Linked DNA regions of Mus musculus: region 1 is linked to region 2. A link is a loop called in an ENCODE intact Hi-C map of the cell type or tissue named here. Cell type or tissue: left cerebral cortex. All regions are shown on one strand. Each heading gives the region's core, and the rest is flanking DNA. Links, peaks and the distances in the headings are about the cores only. Region 1 holds the start of Gm30812 (a long non-coding RNA gene). Region 2 has its middle 53 kb from the start of Gm30812.

Region 1 (11,117 bases), core at 3,175-8,174, 51 kb before region 2:
CAAAACGCTTAAGTACTGCCTGTGGCTAAGCCTGTTTAAATAAAGCCTTATTTACAGCCTGGTGGGTCTGGATCCTGGCTTGCTGACCTCTGTTGTGGAGGAAATCAGAGATGGAAGGACAGGACCAATGATCCTTCCTATCCAGGGTTGTACTTCTTTAACGGAGTTATGGGAATTCTGAGAATCTTTGCTAAGAAGGGTCTGGAGCAGGTGTGGGAGGGGCTGGACACATGCACACCGAAACCTGGGCTGTGTATGAGTGTGTGTGAGTGTGTGTGAGTGTTTGTGAGAGTGTGTGTGTGTGTTGTGTGCATGTGTGAGAGTGAGTGTGTATGTGTGTGTTTGTGAGAGTGTGTGTGTGAGTGAGTGAGTGTGTGTGTGTGTGTGTGTGTGTGTGTGTGTGAGAGAGAGAGAGAGAGAGGGAGAGAGAGAGAGAGAGCACATATTCAGCATTGCAGTGTGACTTTGAGCAGGGTCCCCCATGGAAGCTCCAGCCTCTGGTGCCATGGCTATGACAGCAGCTGCATCTTACAGGCTCACCAGGAAAACAAAGCAACATCAAGTGCTAAACCAGCTTTGGCGTGCTTGCAGCTCTGCAGAGTGCCCGGCAGTGGGAAGGGAAACTCGAAATGAAAATCCTTGGCCATCTATTAGCCCGTAGTGTGAAGAGAGTCTTTGTAAGGCATCTAACTTTTGGGCAAGGCTGGGATAAGCTTCAGGGGCCAATCACAGTGGAGGTTTTTAATCCAGCAGGGCAAATGAATCTCCGAGTTATGACCTCAACACCCCCATATCACCAAGAATATGTGTGTGTGTGGGGGGGGGGGGGGACAGAAGACAGCACCCAGAGCTTCAGGCTTCAGCTGTGGGCAGGGCTGGGTGATTTTCTCCCTCTACTGTAGTGGGAGCTGCTGGGGGAATCTCCATGGTGGGGATGGTTATGACAATCCCGAGCAGCGAGAGGGTTAAGCAGGGCTGCGGGTGAGGCCGGCTTGGGTTCACCCTGGACAGCAGGTGGATTAACAGTGGAAGGCTGATGGCCACTGATCTGCCAGAAGCCTCTCTGAGAATCAGGATTTTCCCAGGCTCGGATGATCTCTTTAAAAGATTAATGAGGCTTTTTGTTCTTCTTTGTATTTATTTGGGACCAGTAGAGTTTCAGGGAGAGTTGCTTCTTGTGGCCAAATCCTCTGTGTGTGTGTGTGTGTGTGTGTGTGTGTGTGTATTTTAATTTGTAGAGTTCAGGCTAATTAATAGCGCCAATATTGTTCAGTCATCAGTGACCCAAAGCTACCCTAGGTTCTGTTAACGTGGGTGGCCAGTGTAAGAGGCAAACTCTCAGCTTTAGCCCCTCCCTCTCCATCCCTCCTCCTGAACATCACTAGGACTCTGATGTGCCAGGCACTAAAGACCCAGAGGTGAATGAGCCCATAGAAGGCTGTGGTCAGGTGGGCAAGATGATGCGTTAGTGGGAGTTAGAAGTCAACATGGAAGGGTTAGAAGAAAGGTGTGTCTTGGCCGAGGTCACTGTTGCTGCGATGAAACACCGTGACCAGAGCAACTTGGGGAGGAAAGGGTTTATTTCACTTCCACTTCCACAGCACTGTTTATCACTGAAGGCAGTCAGGGCAGGAACTCAAGCAGGGCAGGGACTTGGAGGCAGGAGCTGATGCAGAGGCCATGGAGGGTGCTGCTTACTGGCTTGCTCCCAATGGCTTGCCACAGCCTGCTTTCTTATAGAACCCAGGACCACCAGCCCAGGGATGGCTCCACCCACAGTGGGCTGGGCCCTCCCCCGTCAATTACTAATTGGGAAAATACTCTAGGGCTGGTGAGATGGCTCAGTGGTTAAAAGCACTGACTGCTCTTCCAGAGGTCCTGAAATCAATTCCCAGCACCTACATGGTGGTTCACAACCATCTGCCATGGGATCTGAAGCCCTCTTCTGGTGGATTTTCATGTTTTATCTATATGTAATCATAGAAAATAAATAAATAAATAAATAAATAATTTTTTTTAAAGAAGAAAAGAAAATATACTACAGGTGTAGTACAGCTTGATCATATGGAGACATTTTCTCAGTTGAGGCTTCCTCCTCTCTGGTGACCCCAGCCTGAGTCAAGTTGACAGAAAACTAACCAGTATATTGGGGCAGGAGCACTCAGGGCAGGCACAAAGCAAGTTCCAATTGTCAACAGCTGTACCGTGGAGGAAAGGAGACAGGATGACGCTTCGGAGGAACACGTATGCCACTGCCACACCTTTGTGGCATGCCTTCCATCTGACCTAGACAGGATGAATTGGAAAATTAATTGATACCTTTACATACAAGGCCAAGATTCTAACAACTACTTAATGTCCAGGAGCAGGGGCTGGGTTTGCAAGTGAGTGGCTTGGTGCCATATTCCACAGCCACGAGAGGAGCAGGATGGAGGTTAAGCAGCGCCTATCTGTAGAAGGTCGGAAGCTACACGTCACCAAACACAGAGGAGGAGGTCACTAAAGGCTCACTGTGGTCTGGGCAAGCTGTGTAGCCAGGCATGGGGTATGTGAGCTATGCCTGGCTCTCAGCTCCCAGCTATGTTGTGTGGTAGAGGGAACATGAGACACTCAGGGGAAGAACCCAGGCAAACACAGCACACAGTGCCTGAGAGAACAGTACTGCCAGACGGAGAGGGGCTGGCTGAGGGAGGCAGGGAAGAGCGTAGAGGGCACAGGGAGGAGGGAAACTGTGGCTCTGCCTTGGCTTAGATCTCAGGCATGTATTCGTGCTGGCCTCCAGCTAGAACCCCGTAGACTTTACCCCGTATTCCTGTAAAACATTGTCTTTGGTGGCCCGGATGTGAGAGCCTCCAGAAGCCACAGCCTTAGGATCGCCTGGCACAGCCTTGGCCTCAGGCCAGCAGACTAGTGACAAGAGGAATCTGGAGCTGGTTGGTGCTGGAACTGGTTGGTGCTGACCTTGCTACCAGTCTGTAAGGTTGTTGTATCCTAGAGAGATCTTCTTCTGTAGATTTCCACCCAGGATGAAAGGGAAGTCATAGCACAGGAGTTTTTCTTATTGCAAAAAGCTACATATATATGTGTGTGTGTGCATATGATATATATATATATATGATATATGGAAGTATATATACAACATATATATATACACACACATATATATATGTACATACATACATAAACACATAGATATGCACCTAGATGGTTATGCACATATACACACATATATGCACACATATACATACCGACATACATATATGCTCACATACACATAAACACATATATATACACACTGATGCTTATATACATATACATATAAGCATTTGTACACATATAGGTATACAGTTATAAACATATATATGCTAATGCACATATATACATACATATACACAAACATATACACAGATGCTCATACACACATACATATATGTACACATATACACATATACATATTCATATATGCACATATATGCATAAATGCTTATATACACATGCACACATGCATATATACACACATATACACACAGATCCTTATACACAGCTACATATATATGTATATATATATATATATACATACACATACATACATACATGTAGACATAAGCACCCATGTACATATGCACACATAAACACATGGTACAGCAAAGGTGTTCAACCAGTTGACTCTAACATAAAATGTGTTATCTATTTTGGTATAGCAAGAGGGAGCCAGCCCCTGCCCCCTTTTGTAGTGCTGGTGATGGAACCCATGGCCTGGTGCATGCTGGGTAAGCACTCCATCCCCCGAGCCATACCCTCAGCCCAAACAAGAGGGCTTTACATGTTCTTATCACAAGGCAAAGCCGGGTGTGGTTTTACTGAGGGCTTAGCGGTTGCCAGCCTTCCCAGGGATTGGGTTTTCTGGTGTCCCCACCATCTCCAGTTCCTTAGTTGCTGCCTCTTTTCCCTCTCTGCCAGCCTTCTCCAGTCCTGGGCCACTCTCCCTCCAGCCCTCATCCAAGATCCCTTGATACAGAGGCTTAGAAAGGGTTAAATTTTCTTACTGTCCTTATAGCTAGGAGTGATTTGTGCTGTTTTACTTTCAAAATCCCCGTCGTCGTCGTCGTTTCTGCCTCTGTAAACATGTCTCTCCTGGACCTTAGTCACAGGCTGAAATTCAATCCCCCGACCAACCAAAAACCAGAAAAGGATTTTTTTTTTAAAAGGTGCACTACAGCCTATAAATATTATAAATACTGTAGGTCAGGGCCAGTCTCTCCAGAGGACTTGATTCCTGGGTCTACGAGCTGGACCTGTCGCCAATAGATGGTTTTCCAACTCTTCAGACACATGCACCATTTCTCAAAGGTCTGAGTCCTGTGTCACCCCCAGCCTGTATGACCAGCCTCAGCCACAGGCAGTCCAGCGGGGAGCTTAGCCTGCTGCCTGGTCAGTTTCCTCCCCCAGGTGCCTGTACACTCTTTCCTTCTTGCATATTTGGAATGTGGTTAGTAACTGACCAGCTCTAAATTCAGACTTCATCTTTGCATGCTGGGTAAGCTCAGACAAACAGCAGCATCTCTCTGGACCTGCTTCACCACCCACAAGATGGAGGTAATGAGATCACATGGCCACAGAGATTGCTGAGGGTGACAGAAGGCACACAAGGTGTTGGTCCATAGAAGGATTCTCTCCTATCCCAAACAGGCAGGCAAGGATAGGGTAGTTTATCAGGGCGCCCATCTGCCTTCAGTCCAGTAGCACACAGTCTACTTCAAACAATGCAGTAAGTCCTTAACTCCTCCCTTATCAATCCTTCATAACACCCCTTTTGTGGCCAAACACATCCTGGAACATATCTGGGAACTGTGTCTAGGCTCTGAATGGCAGAGCAACCTCTCCAGCCCCTTTACTCTCTTCTTAAATAAAACAACGGAGGTTCTTTGACATTTTTTTTTCCAGTTCTTTGATTTAAAACACTAAGAACCCGGGCACACAGTCTAGGCAGGACCACCAGCAACACCAAGATGTCACATTTGGGTCCCTGAGATCTTCTGGAGCATGGTGGTGCTATGTTGAGAGCTAGCATGTGGCCTGGGAGAAGAATCCTCAACCTGAATGTAGGAATGTCACCGTAGCTGATGGACAGAGGAGCCCACCATCTGGACACCTTTGTCTGGCTTCCAGGACTGGAGGTCACTCCAGTGTGACCATTGTCTCCAGTTAAAGATGTAGGTTTTTAAAAAGTCCACTTTTGTATGGATACGGGCTGAAGTGCCCGGAGGAAACCCATCTCTCACGGATGCCTGTAGGCTCTCACCATCGTCCTACTCCCTCAGGCAGGTCAGACAGATCAAGCCCTCAGAAAGCCAGAAGCCCAGGAGAGCTGCCAGCCACGGGCAGCAGGAAAGAGCAGTTTGGAGCCCAGAGCGTTGGTTTCCAGCGGAGCGCGCGGAGCCCACAAGGAATCCTGGGGACCTGAGCTGGAAGGAATACCCCGAAGGCAAAAGCGTGGGGTGAGAATAAACCAAGATTCATCCCTCAAGCCTGTGCTTCAGTTTTCAAACCAAAACCCCCACCCCAGGCATCTTTCTGACGACAAAGGCATTTTCTGCTCATTTAAATAGCCGCACAACTCTCTGCGGGCTGCCGTGGTTTGCGACACCGTCTCCTTGGTTACGCATTTGGGTTATTTTCAAGTTCTCACCTTTATAAAGTGACCTTGGGATGGGTATTATGTGTGCGTAATATCTGATTAACTTTTATCTCAGAATAAATTCCCGGAAGGGAAATTGAGCAGAGCCTGTGCAAAGGTTTTTAACGTGGGCCGCGAAGCCCCCCCTCGTTGGACCAGTGCAGGAACTACCTTGAGAGCAGCAGCCAAGCCAAGGCTGTCCAGTTAACCTCCTGCTGTTGCTCTGAGAGGTCTGATCCTTTGTAGCGGGTCCTGCGGGATGGTTGTGGAGTCTCCTCACAGCAATAGAAAGGTGACAGAGACAGAGGCCTTGTGGGAATGGTGTGGTGTGTCTTTAAAGGAGCGGACTTGCGGCTGCAATGCCTCGCGAACCTCACCGCCGATCAGATGGAGACTGATGAGCATAACTGCTCCCAGAGAGAAGCTCACGGGAGTCCGATGTCACAGTAAATGCCCTGAGAAGGTGGGACCTCGAGGGACTGCTCAGAGCACGAAATCATAGCGTCACGTGCTCCTCGGGCTCACAGCATTTTGACTGTGGTTAGAGTGCAAACTGTAACTGAAAGGGATAACACAGAAAGCCATTCGCAGCCTGGGTTAAAGCCAGGGCACATCTGTGTCCAAATTCTATCCCCAGTACCCTTGGGTTTCCTTTTAATAATTAAAAAAAAAATAGTGCCAGCAATTCATGTTCATTCTAGAAATGTATAAAATGTGGAAAGGATATATATGGAAAGTATATATATAAATGTGGATATATATATATATATATATATATATATAAAAGAAACTGTGACAACTCTCCGAAATTCCACAAGCTATTCTTCCTTCCTGTTCCCACATTAAGGGAAGGCAGGCTTGGCAGTTTTGCTTCTGGGATCTGGGGATCCCTTAGTCTCTACCCAATTCCCCAAGGATGGCTTTGCTTTGTCCCCTTGGCTAAGATCGGGGAGTGCAACGTACAATGTGAAAATTGCCAGTCAGAGTGTTGTTGCCACAACTGTTCCACAGAAGAGTGAACATCCAATCTTAGGCAGTAAAAGCTGGACACACCCATTTCCAGTGTAGGAGGGTCAGCCTAGGCTACACAGAAAACTCCAGGTTAGCCTGGTCTCATGGTAAGACCCTGTCTCAAAATGAGTGGATGGATGGATGGATGGATGAATGGATGGATGGACAGCCCTGCTCAGTCTTCCACTGGGATGGTTGGGAAAACATCTTGCTTTCTGCCCTAAGCTGCAGATATTAGGAGTAGACAGAGGTCATCCTTGCCCCAGACTGTGGAAAAATGGTATCTGAGGCAGACACACCCATAGTTTAAGGGAAAGCTGAAGTTTGTGGAGAAACAGATTTCCGACAATATCGGAACACCTGGATCCATCCATAGCCAAAGCCAGCTTCCTAGACTTGTCGGTTACAAAGCTGAACAAACATAATGGATAGTATTGATAAAATGACAATTTCATTTGCTTTAACATAACACGCAGGAATCACAAAATCCCCCTCTTTGCTTGAGCTTGAATATCGGGCTTGCAGTTGGAAGAACTCGACAGTTTGCTCTAGGTCCCCTCCCCGATGTGGCTGCTCAGGTTAGAACGAGCATGCCATAGCCTGTGTCTTCCTGTGGTGGTTTAGAATGTAAAAGGCCTCTGAAGGCTGGTGTGTTCAAAGGTTTGGTACCCAGATGATGTCGCTACTGGGAACAGTTTGATCACTAGGCAACCGGACCAGTAGAAGGCAGTGAGGTCATCAGGCCTGTGCCCTCAAAGGGAATACAGGGACCCTGCTCCCCTTTTTGTAAACCCTGATACATCAGCTCTGCTAAGGGTGGGACTCTAAAATGCAGGGGCAAAAGCAACAGCAATCAATCAAACAGGTGGCCAATCAATCAAACAGGTAGCCAATCAATCAACCATGCCACCAGGAAAGTGGGCTCTGTGATTACCAGGCACGGAGACACTTAGTGTTGGCTGTTACCGTGGTAACTGCCATCAATATTCATAAACACACTAGGAAAAAATCGGCGTGTACTGGCAGGGAGAAGCTGATAGGTTTCCAGTCATGGTCTTCTTAATTTCCTGTGACACGCCACGTGCTCGGTCCTTAAACCCATAGTAGAAATGAGAAAGCAGGGACTCATTGCTGATGATAGAGAAATGGAGGGCAGATCTGGGATTCTTCCTGATGTTGTCTTTTGGTGAGCTAAACCCCTGTACCCCCCATATTGTATCCTAAGGACAGCAAGGCTCTGAGTAGACAGAGTGCTTCTGTGCTGGGGACAGCAGGTCACCACACTGTTGAACCTCTAGCTTTTCAGAAAGGACCCCAGAAGAAGGCTTGACACAGGGATCACTCAGTCTAGCCAGAGCAGAAGCCACTGGTTAACTGGCATGACTTCAGCGTGTGGCTGGGGAGGTAACCTGGACCACCCTGGGGCAGCTACTGTGGAGGACCAAGTTGACACATTCTGTGGTCATTCGCTCTGGGAACAATCTCTCTGGCCCCAGCACCAGGACATGTGCGGGGATGCACACTGTCATGCTATCTGCACCACAACAGGCTGAGGCCCTCTAGGTGTCTGTCCCCACACACAAAGATGCTTAAAACTCTGGAGAGACATGACAGGGAGAACACTGTCCAGGCCAAGTCACAGTATAGGATAGAGGGGCCAGGTGAGGTCCACAGCCCAGCTTGGGAAGTAAAAAAGGCACACAAGATGTTTTCCAAGGGCAGACATGAATACAGGCACCATGGAGCCCAGCTGCCTGGGCTGCTTGACGGGGGTGAGGGTGGGGAGCAAGCTGGAGTATCAACAGGGATGCCTGAATGAGCTAAGGAAGGAACAACATGGAGGGATACCTGTAGTTACAATCTGAAGAAGCCACAGGTAAGAAGCAAGGGTACCCCAGACTTTAGCACCCCAGACCCCAAATCTAAGCACACCCCAGGCCAAACCACGCTAAGCGTGAGAACAAAAAGGCCCTAGAGGAAGAATTGGGAGGTGGAGTCACTCCCACTGACGGGCACCATCCAGGGCTTCTACATCTCTCCTCTCTGTCTCTCCAGCATCATGCTGACTCGGGCAGGAAAGGACAGTGTCTGTCCTGGAGAAGTGAAGAATGGTCACCTAACTTGGGTTATCCCAACCCCTAAACTGTTTACTGGTCACCTAACTTGGGTTATCCCAACCCCTAAACTGTTTACTTCTGAGTGCATCAAACCCTGCAGTCTGCTCCTGGAACAGGGTGGCAGTGTGTAACTTTTGCACCCAGAAGGCAGAATGGAAGGATCCGGGCAGGTGTGAGCAGGGAGTGTAGGGAGCAGCACTGGGTGCTGCTGAGACTGGACTGTCAGTTCATCGGGCTAAGTCTGCAGATACTCAATCCAGCCGGCCCACGGGATGGCTCTTTGCACAGTCAGCCATGAGCCTCATGTGGCGAGGTGGAGGCTTTGCCTTCTGTGTTACCTGCTCTTCTAGAAGAGTGTGGACCACTTTGACACTCAAAGGGAATAATAGCAGGCTGAAGTGGAAACTTTTGGTTTCTTTGGAAAGTTAGTTATGTCAAATGACATACAGGTGGCAGGATGTCTTGCTAAAGCAGACACGTGAAAGAATGTTTTCCTGAAGCAGACATGGTTGAAAAGATGTTTTGATATAGCAAACACATGAAAGGACACATGATGAAGGAGTATAAATACGGCCCCACAGACAGTGGGAGACGAGCACTGAGCATTGGTTCGGTTTGTTCCGCCTTGCTATTCTTCGCTAACTACGTGCATCTATTGGTTCGCCTTACATAGTGTTGCTGAGCTCAGCTTGTGGTAATGCTGCCATTAAGAGAAACTCACCCAGGGTACCTCCTGAGGTACTCCTGAGGTACCCGAGGCAGCTTGCTGCTTCCGCTGCCTTGCCTCAGGCTGGTTGGTGAGCCTGGTGGTTTTTTCAGGATTGAACTACAGCTGCTTGGTGTCTGTTTGCTGAAAGCACTGGACGGTAGCTGCTGGTTCTTGCCTGGTGTCTGCCTGCCTTGAGGACCAGTCTGCAGCTGCTGAGTTGTGTTTGGTGTTTGCTATGGGACTGAACTGCTGCCAAAGAAGATGGAGCTCACCCCCAAAGAACTATTGCTGAACAGGGCCACTTCCCCCATCTCCTAATAACTTTTCTATTTTACTACCTCTGCTGGGAGGTGGGTTAGAGGAGGGGTTGAATCCTTATAAAAAGTAGATTGCAAAAATCTTATGCCTACAGCAGGCCTTTTCTCTTCAGGAGAAAAATGTTTGTGGAAGAACAAGTCAGGGCTTCTGAGGCCAGCGGCTGGGGAACTTGCCTCCTGGGGCAATGATGGTGTAGCCGTTAGTGCCCACTCAAAATGCTGCGTATGGAAGAGGACTCTAGAGGGATAGGAGAGGATGTGTGTGTATATGTGTGTGTGCAGAACCCTGAGTAAGATATGACCTTTGCATAGACTGTTTGCACACCTTGAAATGGACTGGTCACAGCAGGATCCAAGGAGGGCTGCCTGGAAGGACAGAGCCAGTCCATAATGACACTGTTGTCGTCAGCTGTACCGGTGGCTCCTCGGGCACAGAAAGCAATTCTTTTCTCCGAAGGAGCCAGAGCTGGCCAGCAGGTTCCTTGTCCTCCAGCTGCCCCAGGCTGGCACGGGGCCAGCTGCCCCTTAATTCCTAGATAAAAGAAGGCAGAAAGGGCCATCTGGCCAGTTCATCAGCATGCATGCTATCTGTGCAGGTGACAAAGCAAAAGGCATGGCGTCCAGGTTGTGGCACCAAACTGGGGGATGGAGATGAAGGATGGAGTGGTCCTCAGAGTCTCAACAGGGAGGATGTGGGGCCAGCTTCTTGGGAGACAGACTCCCAAACCCAGAGTCTCTGAGGGACACCACATAGCAAGGTCAGCCCTTTCAGAATCCCCTTCTGTTCTTCCATCTTGGAGATCATGCAGAGAGGGAGACGCACATCTTGCTTTTGTCTGTAACATAATGTCAATACCTATGGAGAGAGACATGTGGGGTAGCCCACTCTAGTCATTATTGGAATGAACTCAATCCTGGCAACAGCAGGTAGCAGGGAACATTGGAACAAGGACAATGTATCAAGAATGTATTGAGAGCTTTAGAAATAAGCAGAGCTCAGGGATAGATGGTCTACAGGCATGGCGCCAGGCTCTCCTGGAGGCACTGCCATCCAGAGCATGTGGCTTTCTCCTTAGAGCCCAATATTGCTGCTGGAGTTTCTGTATCACAGCTACATTCCAGGAAGTGGGAGGGAAGAAAGGACAGATAGACTTGACCTTTTCTTCAAGGGCTGTAGGCTTTTCACCACGGTAACAAAATACCCGAGGCAACTTAACTTATTTTAAAAAGAGGTTTATTTAGCTCACAGTTCTATAAGTTCAAGGTCTGAGATCAGACAAAAGTGA
Region 2 (11,117 bases), core at 3,793-8,792:
CCTGATGTGGGTGCTGGGACCAACACTCAGAGCCTCAGGAACATCAGCGCCCCCCCCCCCCCCAGCTCTAAACTGCTGAGTCATCTCTCCAGCCCCAAAGACTTGGAGAGTTAGTTTCTTTTGGGTGTTTTATTTTGCTGGGTTTGCAGTCCTGGGGAATCAAACCAGGGCCTCCTGTGCGGCTAGGCACACACCATACTACTACTACTACTACTACTACTACTACTGAGCTATATAGCCCCTCAACTGGAATGTTTTGCATCAGGGTCTCTCACTGAACCTGGGGATCATAGATTTGGGTAGACAAGCTGACCAATGAGCCCCAGACATCCACCTGCCTCCACCTCCAGAGGTGAGTCACAGGCATCACAAAAGCTGGCTTCCTCTCAGGTCCCCAAGCTTACACACCAAGCGCTTTACTAATGGAGCTATTCTACACCCCACCCCCACCCTTGTTTGAGGTATCACCACTTGGACTATGATATCCTTTGAAATAAAGAGGATGCTTTTATCTCAAAGGCAGGTTTTGAAGTTGCTGGTCTCTGAACATCTTTGTGGCTTTAATGTCTATGATATGTTGCCACCATGAGTGGTCCAGGGCAGAGGCAGCCCCGGGAGCTTGGACAGAAAAGAGCCAAGATGCCACCCAGCAAGCTAGTCCTGGAAGGCCCAAAGGAGGAGACTGTCATAACTCCGAAGAACAAGATATGTTAACAGAAGTCAGGGAGGCATGGAGCCAGTACCAGGCAGGGGTGAAGGGTGCTCACCTGGGCAGAGGAAGGCAATGGTCCCAGATGGCAGCCTATCCCGTCCCGTGGGATTCAGTTATTCGTGGGTGTGAGGGGAACCGCAAACCTGGAAGGAGATGGGAGGAAGAAAAAGAGAAACAGGAGACCAAGAAGGGTACCTATCGAGGTCTCGTTTATTATGCTGAGGTGCCTTCTTTTTAAAGCATACATCGAGGGGAATATGGGAGGGGTCGAGGGAGAATTATACAAAGAACAAAGAAGTGGGCAACTGCTGACATGGGGCCCAAAGTCAGGTGCCAAGCAGCGGGTACTTTGCATCTTATCTCCGGAATGTGGGGAGCGGGTGTGGCGGCAGTCCCAAAGGCGCCAGGGACTGCAGCTAAGTCATATGACTTGCATCTGACTTCCTCATATAAGACACAAACATCTTGAGTGCTGCGAAGGTGTACCAGGATACAGGTGAATCTAATTTGGTGGAGATTTGCCCCTGCTGCCCTGATTAGCTGAAGCCTCGTGACTGGCGAGGGGGCGTGGCCTGCGGTGCATGGATGAGAGAGAGTATAAAAGGAGTGAGAGGCCCAGGGTTCGGGGGAGATATAAAAACAAGGGAGATATAAACAGGGGAGATATAAACAAGGGAGAGATATAAACAAGGGAGAGATATAAACAAGGGAGATATAAACAGGGGAGATATAAACAGGGGAGATATAAACAAGGGAGATATAAAAACAAGGGAGATATAAAAACAAGGGAGATATAAAAACAAGGGAGATATAAAAACAAGGGAGATATAAAAACAAGGGAGATATAAAAACAAGGGAGATATAAACAAGGGAGATATATGGAGAAAGAAGAAACAGGACTGAATAAATGTGTGCAGAAGGATCCTGTAGCAGCGTCGTTCTTCCTGGCCAGTTTAGCGCGCGCAAGACCGGAACATTGGTCCTCCTTCACAGCCTTGAGAGTCAAGCTGGGCTAAGGTGTAACTCATGTCCTTGGATGTCATGGGAACTCAGGAAGAGATAGGGAAGAGGGGACTGTTATTCAAATTTTACAGCCTTAGGTGTTAGGAAGGGAATAAGGAGGAAGGGGGTGATAACCAGCTCTTAGTACAAGGCCATTTGGCCTGTTAGGGAGATTGTGAAGGGCTCACTTTCTCACGGGATGGTCTCTGACAGCAGGACCAGTCAGGTGCAGGAGCAGCAGTGGTGCTGGGGACACACATTTTCAGGCCTCAGCCATGACCTTTCCACCCCAAAGCTCTAGAGATGAAGCCCAGTACTCAGGATCCTGCAGATGTGCCCAAGCTGTGGTTCATGGTTAGGAAGAAGGAGGTAGATTCCTGAATGTTTTCAGGGCTCAGCAAGAAGGGCTTTGTCTTACTCGGTGTTCCGTCACTGTGAGGAGACACCATGACCAAGGCAACTCTTATAAAGGACAACATTCAAATGGGGATGCCTTACAGGTTCAGTCCATTACAGTCATGGTGGGAAACATGGCGGTATACAGACAGACGTGGAGCCGGAGAGATGGCTGTTCTACATCTGGATTCTCCGGCAGCAGGGAGGAGAAACACTGGGCCTGGCTTGGGCAATTGAAACCCCAAGAGCCCCTCTCCATCAGTGACACACTTCCTCCAATAAGGCCACACCTCCTAATGGAGTGACTCCCTAAGTGTTCAAATATACTAGGGGCAGCCATTCTTATTCAAACCACCATATGCCTTCTGTGCCAGCCACAGCAGCACCCTGGGAAGCTGGCCAACTCCCTGTTGCTCTGTAAGCCTTGGCTACAGCTAGACACACAAAGAGCTCTCCAAACCCCTGGGTGGAATTGTTCAACTGATGTCTCTGGGGATGGGACGGAAGAGACTGTATGGTTTAAAGCTTTCCCATGCTATCATAGTGTAGGGACAAAGGTGAGAATGGTGGTGTCTGTGATGTATGTTTTGGGACCACGGACAGGCCAGGACAGCCAGCTTTCAGCTGCGCTGGAAGGCTTCCCTGGTAAGTAATTAGGTCTCCTGGGCTCCAGTCTGCTGCAGCAGGAAGGTAAGGATGATACTGCTCCTGGTGGAGCATGACAGTTCACCAAGGATCTCTCCTCAGTGACATTCTGTAAAGGTGGATCTTTGGTGTAGGATGCGGAGGCCCAGAGCAGAAATTCCACACCTCAAACCCATCTCTGCCACATCATACAGGACCCTGTTGCTCCACGGCTCTGGTACAGTTTCTGCCTTTGTAGAATGACTCCTGTCTTGGGTACACTTTGTAATGAGCAAATGGTTAATCTGTCAGGTGCTTGCAACAGCACATGGCACTTAGCTCGGATGGCTACATTGTTGCTTGTTGGCTGAGCTTGGCTGATTTTTGTCCTCCACCACACAGCTACGATTCTCTCTCCAAATAAACTGCATGTCCACCAATTCACCTGCTCATGAGTGTCCTGTGCTGCTTTGCTAGTCACTAGCATCATTTGGACTGCTCTTTCACTTCTAGCTGCCATCCACGAGAGTCAGGGTGTGGAGAAAGCTCAGAAGCACCCAGAAAATGCAGATGCTGTCCTGCCATCTCAACCATCTCCCACTCTGAACACATAGAAATGCAAACCCCAAAGCATCAGATACAGGACTTGAGTCAAAATCTAAAACAAAGAGCATCTCAGGTTGCAGAAAGGAAGAGAAATTCAGTGAGCCAAATGGTCTGAGAGACGTGGGAACATTACAAACCAAGAGAGTCGTTGTAAAGATAATGCCAGGAGAATGGAATTACATCATCTCAAAGGGCGCCGTAGTTAGTTTTCCCTGCTATGAATAGACAGCATGACCAAAGCAACTCTTATAAGGACAACATTTAATTGGGGCTGGCTTATAGGTTCAGAGGTTCAGTTCATTATCATCAAGACAGAGAGCATGGCCACATCCAGGCAAGTATGGCAATGAAGGACCTGAGAGTTCTACATCTTGTTTCAAAGGCAAACACCCATGTGACTAGGAGGAGGGTCTCAAAGCCCACTCCCATAGTGACACAATTCCTCCAACAAGACCACGCCTACTTCAACAAGGGTACCCCTTCTAATAGTACCACTCCCTGGGCCAAGCATATTCAATCCACCGCAGAGGGATCTGTGAGGACCAGGCAGAGGGGTTAAGAGCACTGTCTGCTCTTCCAGAGGTTCAGAGTTCAAATCCCAGCAACCGCATGGTGGCTCACAACCATCTGTACTGAAATCTGATGCCCTCTTCTGGTGTGTCTGAAGACAGCTACAGTGTACTTATATATAATAATAAATAAATCTTTAAAAATTTTAAATTTGTTTTTAAAGAAAAGAAAAGTAAATATATTAGACAGCAGATACAGCAGTGTGCAGTATCCAGAGGAAATGAAGATGTACAGGGGTGTCTTGTGTGTCTATAGTTAGTGTAAACTGTGAGGCACAGGAGGAAGTGACATCAGGAGGAAGTGACATCATCACATGGAATACTGGACCTTTGAGATCTTTTCTGGAGACATCTTTCCACTGTCTTCCTGACCTCAGTATCTGATATGTAAAGCCCAGAGCCTCACTGAGACCTGTCATGATCAGGTGGTGATGTCTACACCATATCAACTCACCTCACGGAGAAGCATGGTAATACAACAGTGTGTGTGTGTGTGTGTGTGTGAGTGAGTTTATGTGGTGTGTGTGTGCATCTGTGTGAGTGTAGTGTGTGTGTATCTGTGTGAATGTGTGTATTGTGTAGTATGTGAGTGTATGAGTGTGTATGAGTTGTGTATAAGTGTGTGTGCATCTGTGTGAGTGTAAGTGTGAGTGTATGAGTGTGTGGTGTTTATGTGTATGAGTGTGTATGTGCATCTTTGTGAATGTGTGTGTGTGAGTGTGGGCATGTGTATATCTGTGTATGTGTTTGTGGTGTGTGTGTGTGCCTGCATGTGTCTGTGTGAATGTGTGTATGTGTGTGGTATATGTGTGTGTGCCTGCATGTATCTGTGTGAATATGTGTATGTGGTGTGTATGTGTGTGTGTGTGAGCAATGTGTGGTGTGTGTGTGTCTATGTGAGTGTGTGTATGTGTGTGTGGTGTGTGTGTGAGAGTGTGTATGTGTGTGGTGTATGAGTGTGTGTGCATGAGAGAGAGAGTGCATGTATGTAGGAGTTGTCTATCTTTTTCTAAAACTTGTTTATATCTTTTAAAAATAGAGTGAACAACAACAACAAGAAAAAAAAAACCAAACGAAACAGTCGTATCACAGTCTCAGATTTCTAGAATCTGAACACAATGCCACCACCGTCAACCCCTCACCATGAAATTCAGTTTCATGCACAAAATCATTTCAATATTGCATAAAGCATAAAGCTCACTCCAGGCCCTGTGCATAATTTGCTTATGCCACAGACATGAGTTTTATGTTCCTATCTGGGTCAGGGTATCCCACAGTGTGTGTTCAAAATCCGAAAATTCCCAAGCCTTCCTGAGAAAGGACTCCGCCTGTGATTTCCCCCAGGTGTCGACCACAGCAGCTGTGGGAATGAGTCCCAGGTGGCTTGGGAGCTTTCCTTTTGCAAACTAACGTCTTGTACAGGTCTGTCCCCACTGTCACGAGATGACACCCCCTGGACCTGGAGACCTGGGTGAGCAGGACTGTCTTATCCCACCTGAAGCAGCCGGAGGGGGTGTGGAGGAGGGCAATGCAAGTTCAGATGCATGGCTCCTTTCTGTGAAGACTTCAGTGGGGGTAGGGTGGGGCGTGGATATTCCATGGGACATAGAGTGGAGTCCTGCCCCTTCCCCTTGCTCCCCACCAGACTATCTATGCGTTGCCTGCTGTGGTTGCTACTGAGCTGTGCTTTTCATAACAGAACCGTTAGCATTAACCACAGCGCTGTCAGTGCTCTCCCAAGGGTGACCAGAGCAGCAGGGACTGTGAGCCCTCAAATTAGTAATTGTCTGGGCAGAGGTGTGTGTGGCTTGTGGCCACCTGGGGTTAGTGGTTGCAGGACTGGGTTGTGAACTGTGGGGTCTGTGCCAACTGCAACGAGCTGTCGGATGGATGCTGGCACTGAAGTCAGAGAATGGTGGTGTTTATTCACACAATATGCATACAGTCTCTCAGATAAGAGCTTAGACCCCTTCCCTTCACATCAGGGGTCTATTCCTCTGGTCTACAGCTTTTAATCAGTCTACAACACCCCTAACCCCCATGGCCAAATCCTAAAGCTTATGCTTCAGTCTCTGTTCCCTCAGCTTCTTGGGCCCGCAGTTGCAGGTCTGTAAAGACCCCAGAGATGCTATTTAAAGCCACCCCCTTGTAAACGAGAGAGCGAAAGGATGTGATCGCCTCCAGCTTGCTCAGTTGTGCCTTGGATTTGCCTGCATGCTTTATTTAGAGCATCGGATCCTGTCATGGGCTGGGAATCAAAAGCCTCACGATGGAGCGTGCAGGCTCCATTACGTTTTGTTCCGTGCCATATCTGCTGTGCTGTTAAGTTTTCCTCCGGGGCTGGCTTATACATCGAAGTGAGCATTGTCCCTTGAGAGGATAAACACTCCCTGTGCGGCTCTGCCTTGAGCACCGGGTACAGGCTGAGACATCCCTCCTTGCAACCCATCCTGGGGTCTCTGCTAAAGCTTGGTGCTCTGTTGGTTTTTTTTTGGGGGGGGGTTAATTGTCAGCTTATCTATGTTTTCTTATCCCTTGTAGAATTCATACATGTCTATAATGTAAGATGATTATATCCACCCAGAGACTCAGCTGGCTACATGCAGATCGACGCCTACAGGATTTTAAACAAGTCACAAACTCCTAGTCTGAGAAAGGGTTGCTATCCAGACTGTATGGGGGACTTGAGAAATCAATAATAAATCCAGTTAAAAATGGAAAGACAATATAAATAGTCATGTTTTAAAAAGAAGCCAACAGATTTATGATTTTTTTTTTAAAGTTTAACTTCACTAGAAACATCTGTGAAATGTCCTCTTATCCCAGAGGGATTAGGGTCACCACAGACAGTCAAAACGTTGAAATGCCCTTGTGGAAGTGGCCTCGCCCACCTCTGGTGGGGACAGCTAAACTAATAAAGCCAGTATGGCAGACAGGATGGAGATCCTCCATCAATAGACTCAGCAGCTCCTCTCCTGGGTGACTGGATCTAAAACAACTGGAGGTGAATGTTAGAAATGCCTACATCTGCAATGTGCCCGTACTGCCCCTGGCAGCTAAGATCTACCCAGTGCCCATCATCAGGTGAACAGGTTTAAAAACGTGCATTTGCTTTACCGGCAAGTATTCAACTCCAAATGTTCAGATCATCATCATTGGCAGCAAAATGGATGAAGCTCATGACCAAACAACAACAGGCAAAAGACACCTGATCCCTCAGATGTGAGTGATTTTTAGAAAATGGATTGGGGTGTGTAGCAATGATTCCCAAAGGCTCAAAAAGTGGAGGGTTCTATGTACATGGGCCTGACTGCCTTCATAGTAACCTGTTAGTACATGTGCACACGTGCACACACATGCATGCACACATGCATGCACACGTGCACACACATGCATGCACACACCCCTAGAAGAAGACTCAAAGGCTCCGTCCTGATTTGATCACAATGTACTAAACAACTGTACTGACCTGCCTCATCATGGCCCCATGTTCATGTATGACAGCATGTGATAATCAAAATCCTAAGTTTCAGGAGACAGAAATGTACTGCCCTGACATGGGCATTATATGCTGAATATGCCCACCGATTTAGACACCACACCCCAGAAGGCTGTACAGTTAAAAGAAGTTTGGGGCTGGGATCACAGCTCTACCTGCAAAGCCTGCTGTGTAAGTATGGGAACCTGTGCTTGGGACTGTAGAGGACAGAGGGCTACTGCCAACCCAGTGCTGTAGAGGAGGACATGGGGGAAGCTATGGGTGCTCCTGGGTCAGTGAGAAACTGTCTCAGAGAACAAGGTGAAGTGTGATAGAGGAAGACAACTAACTGACCTTTCTTCTCTGGCCATCATGAGCACATATGTACCCACAGTCACATACACCATACACACACACCACACATACACACATGCAAGCATACCACACATACTACACATGACACACATATGCACAAACACACATGTACATGTACACTCATACACATACTAACATACATCACACACCATGCACAGTCACATACATGCAAATGCATACACACATGCTAACATACACACCACATGGTACCCATTCACACACACACACACATACCACACATATACACACATACAAACACACACACATGCACACATGCTTTCTCTCACACACCAATACAAATAAAAGAAAGAAAAGGAATCCTTAAACCTTAGTTTACTAATGTTCCCAGAGAAGGGAAGCAATGCAATCAAGGTCACACAGAAAAGATTACTTTCCTTGGGCTGAAAGTGGCCAGACCTCTCTGGGGACAGACAGTAGATCATCTGCCCAGAGCGGGGGTGTTTCCACTGAAAATCCATTGTTTTTATGAAACTGCATTTTTAGATTAAAAAACAAAACAAAACAACAACAACAACAAAAAAAACCCCAACAAACGAAAAAAGCCAAAATCTCCCTGGAGTCTGAAGCTTTGAGGAGAGAAAGGCTGTGTACTGCTGCATGCTGGGAAGGTGGGGATGCTTTTGGCTGGTGGAGGGAAGTGTTTTTTATTTTTTCCTTTTCTATTCTCTATTCAGTTTTCCCAAGTGCTTTCTGGCTGAGAGGCAATGCGGAGCGAGTTCTGCTCCCTGGGAGTAGTTAACAGTCTCTGGCAATGTTGTGCTCACAGGAGAAGGCAGAACGCTATAGAACACTGAATTATTCACAGCAAACAGGTTCCATTTGCTGGCAATGTAAGCAGAATTGTGAAGAAAGACTCATTAGACTGAGTGGTTGAGTAAGGAGGCCCTGGGTCTGATCTGTTCACACTGCTCAGCATCTGCCTCCCAGAAGTGCCCAGGTTGCCTCCATTTTTGAGGTTGGGAGGAGGGGGAGAAGTTCATTGCTGCCCATGGAGAAAATACTGGTCTAGGAGGGCTGCCCTGAGCTCTGTCCCATCTATGCAATGAGGATTTGGACACCAAAGCTCATCCCATCCAAGTCCTTGAGGAAGACAGACCACGCTGGTTACTTTGGGGTAAGGGTTCTTACTATAAAGGTGGTTTCTTTGTACTGTTTTCCTGGTTTGTGCATGTTGTGTATGTGCACGTGAGCATGTGTATATGCATGTACATATGTGCATGTGTGTGTGTGCAAGTGTGCATGTGTGCACATTTATATGTGTGTGTGCATGAGTGTGCATGGATGTGTGCGTGTGTGTGAATGTGTGTGTGCATGTCTGTAAATGAGCATGCATGTGTGTTCACATGTGTGTGAATGAGCATGCATGTGTGTGCATATGTGCCTGCGTGGGTGTGCATGAGCATGTGTGAGAGAGAGGTGCATATATATGTGCAGGGCAAAGGAGGATGTCACATGTTCTGCTCCACCACTCTCTACTGTATGAGACAGCATCTCTCACAGAACTTGGAGCTAGACTGGCAGTCACCAACCTGCTGACCTACCTGTCTTTGCTCCAAGACTTGGCATTGAGGTTGCAGGTGTGTCCACAGCAGTGCCTGGCTTTTTGAAGGGGGTTTGGACTGGGGTTCTCGTGGCTGAACAGCAAGTGCTCTTACCTTTCTGAGCCATCACCCCAACTCCCCAAGGATGCTTTCGAGGAGCAGACACCTTATTAAACAACTCCAGCTAAAGAATACTGAGAAAGGGAGGGGGATGGGCCTTGATATTGGTGGAAACCACTGGAATTTGTAAGCTAGAAGTCACCACAACATTCCATGTCTGTCTGAAACTGTGACAGAAGGAACCCATGGACTGGCAGAAGAGGATAACAGGAGCTAAAATACCCCAGTGGTGGCCAGAAGCCACACCATGTATGCTTAAGTACAGTCCCTGACCTTCACGACAGGGCAGTCCAGAGGAAGACCAGGGTAGGATGCGGGTCACTGTCCGTGGTGCTGAACACTCATTGTAGCCTTATAACCTGCTCATACACTCAAGATGGCCCAGAGGCATGCAAGTCAGACCAGGAAAAGGGTGTGGGGGTGAATAAAAAAGGAGAAAGAAAAGAGGGGAGGAAAATACAGGTCAGTGGTGGCATGCAGAACCACTGTCTACAAAGTTGATCAGCAGCAGCCCTGCAGCCCACTAGTCCTCAGACTACCCCAACCACTCCTGGTCGAATGCCCTGGGCCAGTCACCAGTTTGCTTTTCACATTCCCAGGACGAATGTATCAACAATTCCACATCCTTCTGAGAACTAGGGAAAGCATTACCCAGTCCTGGGTGCACAAGAACTGTTTGGGAAAGCACCTCTCATGTCAGATTCCATCTTCTTTCTTGTGGCCGTCACCCTCCTCTCTTGATTGTGCTGCGTCAGCCCTTCAGACAGGGAAAGTTAACTCTTGCTGCCCTCTGGTCACTCCTCCTCCATCAGGTCCTCAACTGCTGCCCACTCTTGTTCTACCATGTGAGTCCTTGATCTCTAGTTCAGGCCAGCAGTGGGGTTCTTTACCAACACAGTCATCCTGCAGACCCAGGTTTCCCATACGCTTCGATGTCAGCAGGCAGCCTGCTCCTCGTGTCATCCTATCCACAGGCAGAATGTCGCCACTTCCTGGAGACCTGTCAACCAACAAGAAGAAAGCAAGATTTGATAGCCAGTGACTAGCATCCCTTATCAGACCCCAAGGCACTATCAGTAGCCTGTGGTCATGCTCCCAATAGGGTCTGAGGAGGGTGGAGCTCATGTATACATGGCCTTTCTGGATACAGACCTGGATGCTAAAATGCCCAGGGTGAAAGCCCCCCTCTTCTGCATCAGATAGCACCATACTAAACACTGGAGCGTGTCCTCCCACCGTTTGTCCCCTCCTTTTGTAGGGGAGTCACTTCACACTGTCTTATACCCTTCCCCCTTCCCATGCCATTGGTGATTGATTGGGCCAGGCATGTAGCTGAGCACTGATGGACCAATCAGATTGTCTTTTCCAGAATGGATGAGTTGAGACAGATGCTAGGGGTTGACGATGAAGATGGAGCCAAGCAGCTGAGCTGCTATGGAGAAATGTGTGTCTTCCTTGAGACAGCTAGGAGAGAGAGACACACAGAGAGACAGAGACACAGAGACAGACAGAGACAGAGAGACACAGAGACAGACAGAGACAGAGATACAGACACACACACAGAGACAGAGACAGAGACAGAGATAGACAGAGAGAAAGAGAGAGAGAAAGCATGCAATGTAGGAAAGACAGAAATAGAGGACATTTCATAAGCCTTGGAATCGAGACTCTAT

Evidence for each region. Peaks named below come from ENCODE experiments on the same cell type or tissue, not always from the same donor. Only the 100,000 strongest peaks of a DNase experiment are listed, where the experiment ranks them.
Region 1: a loop joins it to region 2, with 1.8 times the contacts of the local background. A loop is called at or near these places in 3 of 42 quality-filtered maps.

The regions. Positions count from the first base shown.
Region 1 is chr5:113,456,685-113,467,801 of GRCm38, reverse strand. Gm30812 (a long non-coding RNA gene) reads right to left here and starts at 3,090. Exons shown (of 3, transcript XR_389557.3): 1 at 2,140-3,090. In left cerebral cortex, for the core only: no CTCF peak of the experiment used is centred there; DNase peaks (open chromatin) are centred at 5,594 and 5,975; H3K4me3 peaks cover 843 bases; H3K27ac peaks cover 665 bases.
Region 2 is chr5:113,406,200-113,417,316 of GRCm38, reverse strand. No RefSeq gene overlaps it. Among named protein-coding and RNA genes, the nearest start is that of Gm30812, 53 kb to the left of the region's middle. In left cerebral cortex, for the core only: no CTCF peak of the experiment used is centred there; DNase peaks (open chromatin) are centred at 6,136, 6,518 and 8,516.